Regions from separate parts of the Homo sapiens genome. Here region 1 is linked to region 2. Evidence: chromatin loops called from intact Hi-C (ENCODE). Cell type or tissue: A673. All regions are shown on one strand.

What was found. A loop is a pair of places that touch in the nucleus more often than their neighbours do. Peaks named below come from ENCODE experiments on the same cell type or tissue, not always from the same donor. Only the 100,000 strongest peaks of a DNase experiment are listed, where the experiment ranks them.
Region 1: it touches region 2 in a loop (22-fold over the local background); 9 of 110 quality-filtered maps call a loop at or near these places.

Annotation. Positions count from the first base shown.
Region 1 is chr10:112,136,335-112,138,834 of GRCh38, reverse strand. No RefSeq gene overlaps it. Among named protein-coding and RNA genes, the nearest start is that of GPAM, 46 kb to the left of the region's middle. In A673, CTCF peaks have their summits at 1,058 and 1,262 (motif pointing right); a DNase peak (open chromatin) is centred at 1,264.
Region 2 is chr10:110,310,041-110,312,540 of GRCh38, reverse strand. No RefSeq gene overlaps it. Among named protein-coding and RNA genes, the nearest start is that of SMNDC1, 6.4 kb to the right of the region's middle. In A673, a CTCF peak has its summit at 1,025 (motif pointing left); DNase peaks (open chromatin) are centred at 990 and 1,590; H3K27ac peaks cover 1,127 bases.

The DNA of each region.
Region 1 (2,500 bases), 1.8 Mb before region 2:
GAGAGGGATGCCAGAGGGCCAGGTAGGGAAGCTGTTGAAGGGGGGTAATGAAGACTCAAGCTTTTTAAAGAGCATTTTTTTCCCTCCGCTGATCTGTATACAGTGTCCTGAGTGGAAGGGGAGGAAAAGAAACCATAGTCCAGAAAGAGATGCTGGTAGCTTGGGTGGGGACGCAGAGAAATGGGTGGATTTGGGCATTCTGGAGACCGGTGAGCAGGCTCTCTCCACCATACAGGGATAGGGCACACTGTCAAGGTAAACTCCAGTGGCTTAGGGTGGGGTGGAGGACAGCTGCCTCCAGAGCACAGAGAGGGAGGGGTCCTGAGGCCATGTGCAGTCTGGGAGGTAAAGTGTGATGTGTTTGACAGCCCTAGTGCAGCACAGCACAGGAGGGGTAGTGTGAGATTGGCAGTTGGATCTGACATTCGATGAATGGCCTCCCAACTCCTCGAGGGCAGGAACCGTGCTTGATTCACTGTTGTGTCTCTTAAAAAGCTTTTCCTGGGCTATGGGGAAGTGGCCTCTCTGACAAGCATAGGGATTTGATATTGTTGGAGAAATGGGTGCCAATGGGTCTGGATGGGCTTCTCTTGCCACATGCCACCTGCTGTCTTGGGAGCACCTAGGGATGCCTCCAGTGGCTGCAGAGTGAGGGTGAGGGCGGGTCATTGCTTTTCTCCCCCGCCCTCCATTGCTGTGCCTAGGGGACTCCAAGCCCGCTTGGTCCTCTCAGATGTTGCCTAGGCAGTGAGCTCAGGATCTCCCTCACTCCCCTTTAGGGTCCACTGGTTACACCTTGGCCTTTGAAAAGTGGAATGCTCCTGATTTCAAGTCATATGGTATAGAAGCCTACTTCCTCTCAGAAGGGGAAAGCGGTGCCTCGCGTGCCGCCTAGAAATACCTCTTTAATGTCTAAATCACCATGTTGGAACTTCACTCCTAACAGAGACTGTGCCAGCTGCACCTAAAAAACCCACCATATTATCCCTTATTATTCATTTACAGTGTAAATTTTACACATTGATAGACATAAGATTGGCAAAGCAAACTGGGGAAGAGTGGGAGGGAGAATGCGTGGCTTTGTGTCTGAGATCTGTGGGAAGAAGGGGGAAATGCTGAGAAGGGACAAGGGGAGGGATGCTGGGGCTGGAAGCAAGTGTCCTGCACTGCACAGTCTTGCCCTGAGCTTGTGCCTGCCTGGGAACTTGAATCCTCCTTCCTCAGTAAAGGAGCCGGGGGCACCTGCCATTTTTTCCACTAGAGGGCGCCAGCACCCTGCAATGCAGCCTGGAGGTTTGGGACCTGGCTGGGAAGACAGCTGAGAATGGAAGAGGTTTGGGGCGTCTCAGGGCCTCAGAAGCACCGTGTACCTGGAATCCCTTGCCTTGCATCCCCTGAGCTCCCTGCTCCCCTCTGCTGCTCCAATGGGGCTGCATTTCCTTGGGTATCTCCCAATCCATCTCTGGCCCCATGTTCGCCAGCATGAGCCCTTGGTTGTGGGAGCTCCAGCTAGACGTGGGGACTTCAGGAAGCTGTGATGAGCACCAGAGGGACTCCTGAGCTGCTATGTGCAGCTAGGTCTGCCTGCCCTGGAGCCTCCGGTTCCTATGGCCTCCTCCCTGGAGGGAGAGTTTGCTAGGAGAAGAGAGCTTGTCTTTGCGTATTTTGTTTATTCTCTATTTCCTTAGGGCCTCACTGGACCCTGCACTGAGTAGGTACTCCTCAAATCCACTGCACCTGTGTGCATGCTGGGCATTGGCCCTGGCAGCTGCTATGCAGTGTGGGAGTAGAGCCCCGGGAACAGTGAGTGGGTGAGAAGGCTCAGCTGGTGTGCAAAATGGGATCAGAGCAGAGCTGGGAGGCTGGGGATGCTGGGTGTGGAGGGAGGAGAGGAAGAGGAAGGAGAGGGCAATGAGCTGGTCTTGGAAGCTTGGGGAAGCATTCAGACAGGCACAGAGGAGCCACATTAAACAAGGGTTTGGCCCAGTAGCCACCTGGGCTGCCAGTGTTCTAGAACTAGGAAACCAACCCAGGAAGCTGGCTCTGCTCCTGGCCCCCAAAGCCCTTTCCTCTAGGCTGTTCTAGGCCAAGGAACGGAGGGGAAATGTTTTCCTTATTCCATTCTGGCCTTTAGCTGTGGTATCGCCTGCCAAGCTCTCTGGAGGATCCAGGGGGACCGGCCATCAGATCCCCCCAAACAGCTGTGCTCTTCTGTCCAGACACTGTTCAGCCACAGCCTTGGGCTGGGCCTTTCCTCTGTGTCCTGGGCCGAGGACCCAGAGCTGCTGGGGGCCTGTGTGCCCCACAGGATCCATGAAGGTCTCCACAGCTGCAGGTGCAGGTGTCATAATCTGCATAAGTTGCAGTTCATGTGATTGTCACCGCCAGAATCTCTGAATATTGCTCACCTGGGTATGGAGCTGCCCGAAGTTCTTGTGTGGGTTTTCAGCCATACTTACATGGGTTATAGGCATGCTGGACCATTGGTAAAATCACATTG
Region 2 (2,500 bases):
TAGTTTTAATCCAAGGAAAACAAGATGAGAAGGTGATGTTTCATGATCTCTAATATGGGTAGCTTTTGCAAGAGAGACAATGTCAGAGATACCAAAAATAGGGGTGATACTCAGAAAGTACGTCGTTTTCATCTGTGTAGCAGATGTTATGGTATGCTTCCCAGATTCCCTCTTTAGGACTGAGGTACTCATCTTCCTAGCAGTTGGGAGTGCTAGTAGCTGACAGCTCTTAGCTGAATTGCTCTTAGCCCCTTTCACAGGGATAGCCCCCATCTATTGGCTGGTCAATTGATGATGGGTGAACATAAAGCCCTGGCCCCTTGACTTAAGGGACAGGGGCATCTCAGTTACAGAAGGGCCATCCCAGTTCCAGAGCTTCTATGGGACTGATTAAGGTCCCTATTGCAAGCGCATAACAGTTCACCTTCTTCCTCTGTCCAGTCCTGCCCATCAGCCGTCACAGGTGATGTTCCCAAGGGCACTCTCCAAAACTTTACCTTTCGCACAGAACTTAGAGTCCTTTCCCCATGAAACCCAATGTACAAAGCCAACCAGGACCACCAGGAGCCTTTCATGAGCAATAATTACAGAGGATGAGAGTGTCACTACAAAAGTCCCTTGAACTCTTACAGGTCTTTAACAAAATGAGCCACACTTCCTACTTATGCTCTAAGACTAATAACACAGAGATGTAAACAGCATTACAAGTGGTCTATAAAGGGCTTTAGATATAGAAGAATTTATAAAGGAAGGAATCACAGGAAGGCCAAAGAAAAACATATATATTAGAACCAAAATGGAAGTTGAGCACAGAAAACTTGCTGTTCTTCATCATTTGGATACTGCGAGCCATAGTTTTTTGGGGGTGTTTGTTTTTCCCTAACTCCTCTCTCCCCACCACGCTACCTGGCAATATTCCTTCACTAAGGCTGGAGGAGGTGGGGGAGGGGGCGGAGAAATCAGACATTGAAAGATTCCTGTATCCTGACTGCCACCTAATGGAATCTTTGAGCATTAAGGTCTCCATTGTGTAGTTTTTTGGGGTTTTTCAACTGCTGACATATCAACAAAATGGCAAATGTGACCATGTCAAATTATGCCCACTAGTCTTCATGGGGCAAAACTCTGGGATTCATTTTGGTTTTTGGAAAAAGTCAAGTTAACTGCCTTATTTTTTCCTGTCTACATTTGGGAATGTACATCCCCTGCCACTCATGGTTGTTCAGTTTAAGCAAACTTCATTAAAAGATTGCTCTATTATCCACTGTGCAATACAAATAATGTGGACTATTTCACACCATTCCTCTTTTTTCTAAGATAAATGATCTGTAAGTGACATGAATATGGGGTGGGGAATATCCAGATAAGAAAGGTACTTTCAGGGGCTGTGATGCAAACGAATCCAATGAATTCCGAGTTTAAAAGACTGTCTTAAGACTGCTGCTGGAGCTGCTATACGAGAAAGTTAAACAGGGCCAAAAAATGAAAAAAAAATTCCTATCACAACATCAGAAGGCAAGACCCACTTGACTCTCCTGCATGTGGGGAAGTCAAAGTAATTCTTTCACATTAATCATGCTTTCCTTCCTGCCCTTCAAAGAGCTCCTGGTGACTGCTACAGCCTCCTGCCCACATCTTTCCTGCTAAACATTGACCCATCTGGCTTTCTATTGTCTTTTGTTTCTGACAATGCTTTTGTAATCTCCTGTATTACTTCTGAGCTTGTTAAGCTATTGCTAATGCCCAGAGTTCCCTGCAACTATCTTCTGCTCTTCCCCATCATCCCCAAACACACACGTACACACCTCCCAAAACTATTCTAAAAGGCGTTTTAGCCAGTCTATCTATACTTTTCATTTTGAAAAATTTGAAACAATCACTTCTATAGGACACTTCTATAGTCAGCATAGGACATTCTCCTAAGAAGCCATAAAATAGTTTTTACATCTAATAAAATTAGCAATAATTTAATATAATCTAATATTGAGTCCATATTTAAATTTTCCAGTGATCCCTAAATTTTTTTTACAGCTTTGTTTTTCAAAACCAAGATCAATCAAGATTTATCCATTGCACTTGTTACATCTGATTACCTCTTAATCTAGAACAGTTCCCACGCTTTTCAATGTCACTGACCTTTGGAAGAATTTAGGTGTTTTCTTATACAATGTCCCATATTCTGGATGTAATTCTTCCCTCATGCTCAATTTACTCATTCCTTTATGCCCCTATTTCTTGTATACTGGAAGTTGGGTCAATAAACTTGATTGTATTCAGGTTAAGCATTTTTGGCAACCCTCCTTCACAGGTAATGCTATTAGTGCTTCATGTTGCATCAAAACAACAGGCATATAAAATCAGGTTGTTCCACAATTAGCGGTGCTAAACTTGATCTCTGGGTTAAGTTGGTGACAGCTGAATTTCATCATAGTAAGGTATATTTCCCCTTTGTAATTATTGGATAGTCTGTGGGGATACTTTGTATGTAGGTGTGATACTT